3 separate regions of the Mus musculus genome follow, and all the other regions are linked to region 2. A link is a loop called in an ENCODE intact Hi-C map of the cell type or tissue named here. Cell type or tissue: gastrocnemius. All regions are shown on one strand. Links, peaks and the distances in the headings refer to the core of each region. The heading gives the core; the rest is flanking DNA.

Region 1 (3,923 bases), core at 807-3,306, 420 kb after region 2:
CTAGGTAAATGGCATTTCCCTCTAACCTAAGACTTTGTTGAAAGGAATATTAGCCACCTTACCTATTACACTTAGAAAATGGGAGAAAGTAGTGAGTTAAATGGCTAAAAAAAATTGAATTAATATAAATGTTATAATTAGATTAAGTAATTTGAAATTTTAATAGTTCTGTTAGATGAGAATTTCTAAATGAATTAATATAATGACCAAATATTTAAAAATATTTGAAATTCTAAAAATATTCATTAAAAATAAGCCAGATTTTAGCTTGCTGAACAAAAATGATTATTATAAATGTCACTTGTAGTAGATGGCAGTTGAAGTCCAGGGATGTGGAACTAGACTGAGCCCATGTTATGTATTTAGGCAAATTTGTAGGTAAGACTTAAGTCTATGAAAGTCACTGACAGGGCTGGTGAGAGAGCTCAGTGAGTAAAGGACTTGCTGCCAAGCCTGATGACCTAAGTTTGATTCTTAGTGCTCACATGGTAGAGGGAAAGATGCAACTCTTTCTGGAGGTCCTGGGACCTCCACATTCGGGCACATCTCTGCACGCGCGAGTGTGCACATGCACACACTAAACACACACATGTAAAAACTTACAGTATATTTCAGCATATAGTAACAGAAAATTTACAGTGTTTACCTATCATTTGTGTATTTATGTGTAGTTTGCACGCATATAAAAAAGAACTCATATTTGTTAATCAGATACATTTCTTGACTCTTTGTTTTTTGCCTTTGTGAGATGAGCATGCACAATTCTACCCTTCCAACTCCATTGTAACCCTGCGAGATTTCACAGGAGTTGTTACAGAAGGAGCCTGCCCTTTCTATCAGGGAGAGTGGCATGGCTCTATGCCAGCTGTAATAGTATTCCTTAGGTGATGTTGCAGAGACTTCTGTAGTGTTAGACTGCGGTTTTCTGTTGACAGTCGGATCTCTGCACACCAGTGTAGTCAGTTGATTCACCATCCTGCAAGTGATATAGTACCCGAGGACTTTTATGGGTGCCCCTGGCTGTTGAGTGCTGAATTATAAATTGCTTTCTCAGAACACTAAGATTAAATTAGTACTTTATGGCACCACCTATTGGCTAAAAAGATAGTGTGTTACTTTTTTGTTTATTTTTTGAAGTTCCTAATTATTAAACCATTCTATCTTTTTAATCCTTTTGAACTTTATTTCATAGTTAATTCTGTTCAATTACAAAGTAGTGAGTCATGCAATGACTTACTCATTTACCATAGGATGATATTTCATTTCATTCACTTTATATGTATTTCCCAAACGCAAGTATGTGGGCATGTGCACACGGTCGCATGATTCGATAGTCCTAGGTAGCTGAGATTCTTAATATTGGCCTCTTTGCTCCTGACTTGTGTGCATATGTGTACATATGTATGTCAGGGTAAACATACAGACGTATAGATCTATATAGTGAATCCTATATGCATATTTGCAACTCTTTGTTAACTACTTGAGAGCAAGCTGCTTACTCTATTTTTACACCCCCAGCTATGATATCCAGTGTATAATAGCAAAATCAGGAACTCAACATTGGTGTACTAAGATTTCTGACATATAGAACCTATTAAATGTTTGACAGTGTTCTCAATGTCCTCTGTAATACAAGAAAACCAAGGCTTTGTCGCATGTGGTGGCCATATCCTTTCAGTTTCTCTTTTCTTTTCAGTTTTCTTTTATATAGTTCAAAATGTGAGACTGAAGAGGCTGGGGAGATGGTTCACTGGTTAAGAGCACTCACTGCTGTCCCAGGTTCACTTCCTGGTACACTCATGGCAGCTCACCACTGCTGTAATCCAATTCCAAAGGATCTAGTGCCCTCTTCTGGCCTCAGTGGGCACCAGGAATGCATGTGGTACATATACATACATGCAAGCAAAACATCACTCATGCACATTAACACTTTTTAAATATAACATTAAATTGTACTCTAAGATACTTTAAAGAATATGTGTAGAATTGATTAAAAAAAAAAACCTCTGAGTTTAAGTTATAATCTAATGGAAGTAGTGATTAGAGTTTAGCATTATTATATACAGTAGTTGTTATTTCTCTAACTTTCTCATGGTCACTAAGATCTGCTTGCTATTTGTAAGGTACACAAAATGTTGAAGAGCTGAACAGTCATGTATACTACTGTAGTATTGGAAATGTAGCTGTTCTTCACCCATCCTAACTTCGTGACTGATCCTTTAGTAACTAAAGAAAGATTAGGAAAAGAAAGTATTTCAGACTTGCTTCATGTGTTCAGATGGGGAAACCCACATGAGAAGTGCTGAGAAAGTAGGCAAGCATAACGTTTTTACAGCAGGTTAATGAGGAATGAACAGCCAGAGAAAACCATGGCAGAGTTCCCAATCTCATGGCAGTAAGCTGTGTGTGTGTGTGTGTGTGTGTGTGTGTGTGTGTGTGTGTGTGTGTTACAAAATTTCCTTTATCAAGTTCTGCTTGGAAGAACTTCCCCTTCAAAGACATGTAGGCTCTCCTCAGACATGAAGGAACATAATTTTTGACCCATTTCATGGAAGAAAGCCTAGGAAGATTAGAATGACCTTCTTGTACCTTATGTCTTTCAAAACAGTCCACTGAAATTCAATCTTTTGGGGTAGCATATTCTGAGGTCATTACTGTGCAACACACACACACACACACACACATACATACATACATACATGAAATAGCTCTCAGCCAGTAGATTCTTATGTACTTGGCATTATGAAAAAATAAAAATAGGTAATGATATTTATAAGAATGAACACATACCCAAAACCACTAAACTAAAAGACATAAACCAAAACTTTGACATAAACCTGTGTGTGTGATGAAAACGTTGCTCTCCTGAATCAGAATCAAGAGTGGAATTTTAAAATGGAAAATAACAATTAGTCAAAAGACAACGTTAAGGTATTCTTATGGTGTCATCCTCCGGTTAGTATAGATCCTCCAGCTCTCGTCTTTAGCCAGTAAATTTATTTTGGTTAAGACTGTGAAAGCAAATAATTCCAGATGCCTCTATTGTGTCTTCATTTGACATGCATTAATTTATGTGTTGGGCCTGTCCTGTTTTCTCTATAAGTTGTAGCCATTGGCTAATCACTTCCTTGGAATAAAAACATCAAAGCATTTCCCCAATTGAAAACTAGGAGATCTTTGCACCACTAGCAGTTACAATCAGCAGAGGCCGCTTGTGCTTCTCAGTCCCGCATGTTAGGAGAGCATAGCAGGTAGGGCTAGCCTCTTTCCAGATCCCAGGAAACATGATGGTGATTAACTTTAATGGTCAACTTTACTGGATTTAGAACAAACCAAAAGGCAAACTGCTTGTGCAAGCTGAGGGGAATTTTCTTAATCTGATTATTTGACTCAGTGAGACCTGCCCTAATTGGTGCTTCCCCTTCAGCAGCACAGATAAAAGAAGGTAGAAGGGAGCTTTGCTTTTGCCTACTTGTGTTCACTCTTACTGGGACATTCATCTACCAGGCTGTTGCTCTGACATATCAGAACTGCTATGTTATACAGTTCTGACCATATCTGAGTAGTGTCAGTATTAATGACATAAATTTGTGGCTGTTCAAAATGACAATATTAAAGGATACCCAACATCTTATCACCTGGGTTGTTGGAAATATTTCAGTAGATTGGTCTCCGGTTACTTCAGAACAAACACCTAATAGGATCTAATCTAAAGCTTATGGATTGTTAGCTATCTATACCCCTGAAAATTCTCTCTTGCTCCGAGTAAGTTCCAAGGGATCCATCCTCTTCTGCTGGTCTGAGAGTACTGTACCCAGTAGAGTGGCAGCAGGATGTGGAGCCTGTGGAGTAGTGAAAGGAAGTTGGTCTCATTGGCTGGCATTAGTATTTCTATGAAAGAGGCCTCCAAAGAGCTCTTTTAC
Region 2 (3,923 bases), core at 588-3,087:
GATTTATTTGAAGATCCTATAGAAACATTGTCCCTAAAACCTTAACAAACATTAAGGGGCAATGGCAGCGATTTATTATATAGATTTCAAAACTAAGTTTCCTTAAAGCATGGGAAGCATGCAATGACATTCACCGAGGAGACTACCATTGAAAATAAACACAGACCATGGGTAGGTGAAGGACAGAGGAAAGGTCCTCCAGTAGGCAGAGGACAAACATAGGATTAGACCTTAGGGAACCTGTGATGTCAGTGGCCAAGTGTCTGCTCTCCCTAACGCTTATCAGAAGTTTACTTGTTGTTCTGACGTGGCCCCACTGGAGGGGTTGTGGCACAGGTCCTCCACGTGTTGAAAATGAGCTAGGGTTTGGGTAACAGACCTGGGTGTGATACCTGGAGCCGCTGGAAAGGGGTTAATATTGTAGTAAATTTGAAGTAGCAACAGGGGGGAAAGTCAGCTGGGCAAAAGGCCTGGGATTCTGGCTCTACCACAGTCATGATCTGGATGAAGTCTTCTGCCTCTGTTTGTTTTTATTTTGTTCTGTGTATTGTGTTAGGTGTGTACCTAGAGCCTTGTGTGTGCTAGGCATGTACTGAAGTGCTGAGCTACACCTCCAGTCCACATTTTCAAGTGTTAAATAACAGTTTGCCACTAGGGGATCCCCAAGGTTCCTTCCTATTCATAGAGTCAATAATGGCTTTTGTGTTGTCCCCACCTTAACATTCCCCATCTCAGTTAACACATGAGCTTATAAAAGTGAGAATAAGATGCTAGTTTTTCTGCAAAAACAAAACAAAACAAACAACAAACCAGGTAATTGAGGAAAGGACTCCTATATGACTCTAATAGGCCTTTCCAGTAGGAATTTCTGATTTGAAAGCACAAGGAAATTAATATCCTTTCATTTATTTCATGTGGATGGGTTTGTGCATGCTTCAACCTGCTTCAAGCTGTAATGCATATTGCTTGTATATAACTGTATTCCTTGGGGCTTCTTCAGTAGACAGGATACTTCTTCAATGTGGAGAGGCCATTACCTGCCACCAAATTTTAGACTGTCTGCAGTAGCTGACATGAAATAAATGTTCAGTCACAGAGACTTCCACTTGAAGGAACAAGATATTTAGAACCAGGCCTTTCCAGAACTGCCCTTCGCACAACAGTCATGCCTGGCAGAATTGAGGGCACTTGACTGTAAGTATCTGCTTCTGTCTCAGTCAGCTGCTGGTACGGCCTCTCAGAGGACAGCCATGCCAGGCTCTTGTCTGTAAACATACTGTAATAGCATGAGTGTCAGACTTTTGTGTCTTCTTCTTCTTCTCTTTCTTCTTCTTCTTCTTCTTCTTCTTCTTCTTCTTCTTCTTCTTCTTCTTCTTCTTCTTCTTCTTCTTCTTCTTCCTCCTCCTCCTCTTCCTCCTCCTCCTCCTCTTTTTTTGTTTTGTTTTGTTTTGTTTTTTTCAAGACAGGGTTTCTCTGTGTAGCCCTGGCTGTCCTGGAGCTCACTCTGTAGAACAGGCTGGCCTCAAAGACTCTTTCTTTTTGCTTTGATCAGTCCTCACACTGCTGTCAAGAAAATGAAGGAAAGTCTTTATTGTCAGCCCGTCTTGTCTTCCAAACGATCACTCATAAAAAGAGCAAGTTTTGAGCAGACATTTATTTAGTCTATGGCATCCACCAAATGAGTCTCCACAAATTTAATCTCTACATTTCTCCCTCATTGCTTAGTTTGTTGTGCTTCTCGGGCTTTTCTGTGAAAAGAACTCTATTTTAACAGACTACCAGATTATTCCTGGAGACAGCCCTAGGCCAACTCTGCACGCACGCGTTTCTGCAATAGCCCAACAGAGGGCAGCACAACACTGCTGGCTCCTCCCGTGTGGGCTGCGGTGGTTGTCAAAGGATTTCAGTTTTGAAAAGCTGAGCTCCTATCTGCTCAAGAATTTAGAGTAGAACTTTAGACAAAGGATCTTTAATTGCATGCCGATAAAACGTCAAAACTATTGTGCATGAAGTAACTGGGCTTTAAAAAAATAACTTTTAAAACAATGCATTCAGGATTAGGTGACAGGCTTGCCGCTGTGAGCAAAATTCTTTTTTTTTTTTTTAACTCATCAAAAAAGCTTCAGCCTGTGAGGAAATTCTTACAATCTCCTCTGTAAATCACTGGGCTGAGCCTTCCTACCTTTGGATTACATAATAGTACCATATGCCAAAATGGATGGTCTGCAGATTCGGGTAACCCATTTTTAACTATAAAGGAGAGGTTTTGGGTTTTTTTGTTTTGTTTTTTGTTGTTGGTTTTCACCTCCCTGTGAAATTTTTAATGACGAGTAAGAGCGGTTGTTTGGAGAAGTTGCTTATTTCACAGAACGCAGCTGTTATGCCTCATGTTAGATGTGAAGAAAGGCATCTGAAGGTGACCTTTCCTCAAGTCTTCTCCATCATAAATAACAATAAGAAAAAAAAAAAGGTTTCCCCAGGTTAGGCAGAGGTTTTTCAACCAAGGCATAGATAACCTATCTGTGCCTAGACTTATGGGGACAGCGGCTTTAGGGTTTCTAAATCAATTCCTAAGGCACCAGTAGGAAACTTAGAAAAAAAAATTCAAGTGGGAAGGTTTCGATTTCTATTGAGCTTAGACACATTCTGAGAGGGAGCATTTAGTGAACAGAAAGATCCAAAGAGTCTGAGGCACGTGTTACTGCCCTCAACGGTATTTAAGGATTCAGGAAATGCAAGAGCTCTCACTGGACATCAGAGCTCGGTACTCCATCATGTTCTCTTGATTTCCAAAAGATTCCAGATCCGTCTCTAACTCGCAAAACATGTTAAATCTAAATTAAAAAAACAGAAATAAATGAGGTACACTGTCAAATCTCAGGGTGCACAGCCAACGAATGTCCTTTCTATGCAGCTGGGAGCCCTTAAGAAGGGCCTGTTCCGCTTCAGCCCTCCAGCACATGCAGGACCAGTCACCTTCTGTTCTCTAAGCTCCATCCTGGGTGGCATAAAGAAGCCCCCTCATGTGTGTGTGCTCCTCAACTTAGGAGCTATAGTAAAGCCGCCTATTGCTGGTACTTGTTCCACTTTAAGTGGTTTTGTCCACTCAAGATTGATTTGAAGAGGTTTAAGTAAGCTTCTTTATTGGAGTTTAGCACATATGCAGAAAAGTACAAGAATGTTAGAGGCCTAGGGTGTGGCTCAGTTGGGAAAGATCTCCATTTGAATCCCCAAACACCTACGTAAAAAGCTGGAGGTGGCTTGTAATCCCAGTACTGGGGAAAAGAGGCAGGAAGAACCCTGGCATTTCCTGGCCAGCCAAGTCTAGCCAAATTAGTGAGTTCCAGATTGACCAAGAGACCATGCATCAACAAGTATGGTGGCGAGCAATCCAGGAAGATACTCGAGGTTAACTTATGGTCTAGACACACACAAGTGAACATATGTATGCACACACACAAAGAGAGTACACCGTGAGTATAACTCAATGAAGAAACATTATCAAACAGATTAATCAAAGAAGACTTAAAAAAAAAAAAAAAAGCAATGTTCTAGGTGGCAGATGTCAGGAGAGCAATGCTAAGTGACTAAGTAAGACAGTTCGACACATGTCCCCAGAGTACCTGTGACTCTGGGTGCTTTCTTAGTCTATAAACTATAATGTTTCAAAGAAGCTGAACAGATATTATGTGGTAAGGGGGGACTGAAGAAAGAAAGAATAAAAAAGAGCACAAAGCAGGTTGATTTTTCTTAAGTTCCTTTCCTAGTAGAGGTTGGAGCAGAGAGGGTCATTTAGCCAGCTCCACTGGCTTTCTGAAGATTCATCGGCCCTTTCCCCATTTCTGGGAAAGCAGTATAAACACCGTGAGTCCTTGTTGTGTCAGATCTCCATTGTCTGCATTTCTTTCAGCTTTTTTTTTAGC
Region 3 (3,923 bases), core at 807-3,306, 570 kb after region 2:
TCTTAGAATATGCAATCTTATGTTCTCACATAACAAGTCAAACAGGGCTACTGCATTCCCTAAGTACAGCCCACTCTCAGCAGCTTCCGTGTGGTTCTCCTGTTCCTGCTACCTGGAACGATCCATGATCCATTAGAGTTGTTGGCTCACTGGTTTAGTTCTTCCTATATAAGGACTTCAAGAACATAGTAGGTACTCAATAGATGCAGAAAAATTAATTGAAATTTCTTATCTGCGATGCTAGAATCTACAGGTGAATGGGTGGCTTCAAAATTCATTTGATCATAGGGTTCATGTTTTAGGAAGCCCATTGATACCTTCTCCCCAGTGTGAGAACACCTTCCAGCACGAGAAACACCAGCCAACAGGGAGGCAGCAGGCAGCTTAGTTCTAACTTGATTTCTCTACTCCTTACATGGTGTCTTTAGCAGTAGGATCTTATCAGCTAGTTCTGGTGGGCAACCAAAAAGAATGGCCAAACCTATATTGTTTCACAGGCCTGCAGAGCTTCTTTGACCAACAAAGCAACAGGCGATATCTCATACCTGACACTAGGGGCTTGTTTAGTGACTCTCAGCATGCGGCGGCAGCACTATCCAAATATTGGGCTAGAGCTCTTTGAAGTCTTCCTTAACTTCTGTTTTATGTTGGCTTAAAAAGTAGTGTGCATCTATGATTGACAGTATAGCTTTTTCCATACATCTTAGTGTTGGTTAGCCTTCCTCTTTTCACTCTCATCTCCTCTGTCCACCCACACCTATCTCTGCTTAAACTTTCCACCCTCACAACCCCTCCTTTGTACAGCTATATCTCTGTGTTGCTTTCCCTACTCCCTTAAGGCATTTCCTCACCCAGTAGCCCTAGTCTTATTGCATTGCTTCTGCAGCTGCTCCAGATTAATCACACAGATCTGAAGGTCTGAAACTAGACTCTAAATGTGAGAGAGATCATGCAGTGTTTATCTTTCTAAGCCTCAGTATAATTTTTCCCTAGTTCCATCCATTTGCCTGCAGACTTCCTAACTGTGCATTTCTCTGCAGGTGAAGGAAATACACTGTATATGGCCACATTTTCACTGTGCGCTCATCAGTGGTCGGCCATCAAGGCTGGTCCCACTTCTTAGCTATTGTGAACAGAGCATCAATGAGAATGGTTGAGCAAGTATTTCTGAAATACGATGTCCATTGGGTATTGGGTCAGCAGCGAGTCATATGGTAATTCTGTCTCTAGGTTTTTTTTTTTTTTTTTTTTTTTTTGAGGAACCTCCACTGATTTCCATAGTGGCTGCTCCAGTGTACGTTCACCAACAGTAAGGGTTTATCAGTCGCCACATCCTAACCAGTGTTTGTTCTTTATCATAACCATTCTGATTTTGGTGAGATGGAATCTCAATGTGATTTGATGCCCCCTCCACAAGGGGGACGTCATATCCAGTGCAGTATACCTGCCCCACCCCCTATACATGCCTGAGGAGGTTGTAGGCCCTAGAGCTGAACTTATCCCCGTTTAGGTAAACTGTCATGTTGTCAAGCTGCCTTCTAAATATCTGTGATTATATCCATGTTTAAATGCTACTTCCAGCCATAACCGGAAATGCTTGACTGTAATAAACTGGTGAATGTAAACTGGTGAATGCAGAGATCCAGGGCTGTGCAAGGTGCTGGCTATAAGTAACAGCTGGACTCTCAGCCCTAAGCAGGACATTTGTCCTACCCTGCTTCGGCTCAAGGACCGTTGCAGAGGAATGTAAGATAGGGAGAAGGGCTGTGGAATGCTGTCTGCTAGGTCTGGCACAGGGTGTGTACTTGTGAACTGTGGCTTCCTGTAATGAGCCTACTCAAGACTGGGTCTATCGACATTCACCCATAGATCAAGAATGGGTCTGTGGAGCCCTGCCTCTACCTGCTGAACTAGCGATGGATTCTAGGGAAGGGATAGTCATTCTTCATTTGAGTGCCCACTGAGGAGCCCACTAGGCCCAGTAGATGACTCCAAACCCATGGTCACACAGATGATCCTGGTTAAACTCAGAGGGTCTCAAAATTAGGAATAACAACAACAACAACAATGAAAAGAAAAGATGTGGGCAAGGTATTCAAAGGCAGGATAGAATGATAGGGGTGTGAGAGATATTAGAAAGGCTTCTGTTTGTAGTCATCAAGATACACATTGTATATGTACAAAATTGTCAAAGAACAAACTCAACAACAAATATACATACATTTGTCCGTACCCAGAATCCCAGGAGTCTCTTCCAGCCTGATAACAGTGCCATCTAGTGCTTCACTGCTGCTCTAGGCTCCTGGTCTTGCCTGTGTAAGAAGTCCCCTCCTGCTTCAACCCTTACTTCATACACCCAGGACATGGGAGGCAGTTACCCTCTGACACTTAGTTCACACGAAAGCAATAGAGGGAATGTATAACAGTCCTAGTTTGTCATGTTCAACAGCTAGAAAATGAACCTATTTTGTTTTGTCTGCACTTCTAACCACTTATCACACCAGATAATGTTATGTCATAGAGTGTCCTCCATAATTCATTGTGTGTGTTTATAAACAACCTGTCATTATTACCTATAAAAGAATCACAGTAAAATGGTGAATATAAAATTTCTAGCGCTCCCTTATGCCTCACCAAGAGTCTGGTTTTCTTTTCACTCTTCCTTTGAGTCTAGACATTCACTTTAGTTCTTTGCAGTGTTGCCTAAAGGCTTTTAGTCTAGATTTTTCCCTTGCATGTTTTCTTTTAATATTTTTTGTTGAAGAATCACAGTGGTTTGCTTTGGAATGTTTTCTTAAATCTTGATCCAAGTGGGGTCATGTAACATATTTCTCTGTGGCCTATATTTCTTGTAAGTTGATCGTTAAGCCTCAAGGCGTAGTAAGGGTTTCTTTGTTTGTGCAAGACCACTTAATAGTTTTTTATGCCTCTCTCCTGTTTTCTCCTGGTCTCCCCTCCTCTCCTCTTGTGATGTTAGTGAGAATAATTGACAATCGGTCTTTGGTTGTCATTGCCCAGACCCATTGATCTTTTAGGGATGGAGATACTGATATTTGGGAACTAGTGAGATAGTTCAGTAGGTAAAGGTGCTTGCCACCAAGCCTGAAAACTTGACTTCAGTCCCCAGGGCCCATGTGTTAGAAGGAAAGAACCAGCTCTCTCAAGTTGTTCTCTAAGCTCCATGTATACAACATGGCATGTATGTATACATGCTGACACACACACACACACACACACACACACATACACACTTTACTCATTTGTCTTTATTTATTTGTTGCAATATTTCTATAAAATAATATCCATTCTCAAATATTTTATTACTGAGATATATAGGAAAGGAAATATAATGTTCTTTTTGAAATGAGTGAGTCCTGGCACCCTGAGCGAGTAACAGGTAGGCTGCTTGGAATTGGTTTGCTTTAGGTTTTACTATTATTCCCCGATCATAGATTTAAGTGTGTTTGTTTTGTGTTACTCCATGGCAGCTGTTGTTATTAAATTATTCCTCCTAATTTTATTATTTATTTTCAATTGCTTTGTGATTGCACTTGTGCTTCTGTTCAGTTGCCTCTTGCATTCTCCTTATTTATCTATAGAGATGTTCCTTTTGAGCCAATTAGACATGACTCCATGTTCCTTCCTAGCGTCAGGCTTTATTAATAATTTAATGTGGTCCAGATGCTCTTCCGAGACTAAAGCCACATCTGCCATCTTTCTATCTCACAGCAATGGTAGCAATTTAGAATCACACATGAAAGCTATAAATGGGGTTCACAGGGCTCCCTGTTTTAAGTGTACAGTAGGAGACACTGCGTGCCATTCTTCAGAGGGTTAGCCGGAAACCTCTCAGGGACACTTGTCTTTGAGTCTGGACTTCTCTACTTAAGAAGTCCTACTACAGACTTCCTTCTACAGGGATC

What was found. A loop is a pair of places that touch in the nucleus more often than their neighbours do. Peaks named below come from ENCODE experiments on the same cell type or tissue, not always from the same donor. Only the 100,000 strongest peaks of a DNase experiment are listed, where the experiment ranks them.
Region 1: it touches region 2 in a loop (5-fold over the local background); 40 of 42 quality-filtered maps call a loop at or near these places.
Region 3: a loop joins it to region 2, with 5 times the contacts of the local background. A loop is called at or near these places in 38 of 42 quality-filtered maps.

Annotation. Positions count from the first base shown.
Region 1 is chr12:40,678,922-40,682,844 of GRCm38, forward strand. The region is part of intron 12 of Dock4 (dedicator of cytokinesis 4); the gene reads left to right. Among named protein-coding and RNA genes, the nearest start is that of Dock4, 230 kb to the left of the region's middle. In gastrocnemius, for the core only: CTCF peaks have their summits at 1,058 (motif pointing left) and 1,850 (motif pointing left); a DNase peak (open chromatin) is centred at 1,843; H3K27ac peaks cover 546 bases.
Region 2 is chr12:40,255,573-40,259,495 of GRCm38, forward strand. No RefSeq gene overlaps it. Among named protein-coding and RNA genes, the nearest start is that of Gm40403, 9.4 kb to the left of the region's middle. In gastrocnemius, for the core only: no CTCF peak of the experiment used is centred there; a DNase peak (open chromatin) is centred at 1,845; H3K4me3 peaks cover 383 bases; H3K27ac peaks cover 183 bases.
Region 3 is chr12:40,822,145-40,826,067 of GRCm38, forward strand. All of the region lies in intron 42 of Dock4 (dedicator of cytokinesis 4), which reads left to right. Among named protein-coding and RNA genes, the nearest start is that of Immp2l, 200 kb to the right of the region's middle. In gastrocnemius, for the core only: a CTCF peak has its summit at 2,287 (motif pointing left); no DNase peak of the experiment used is centred there.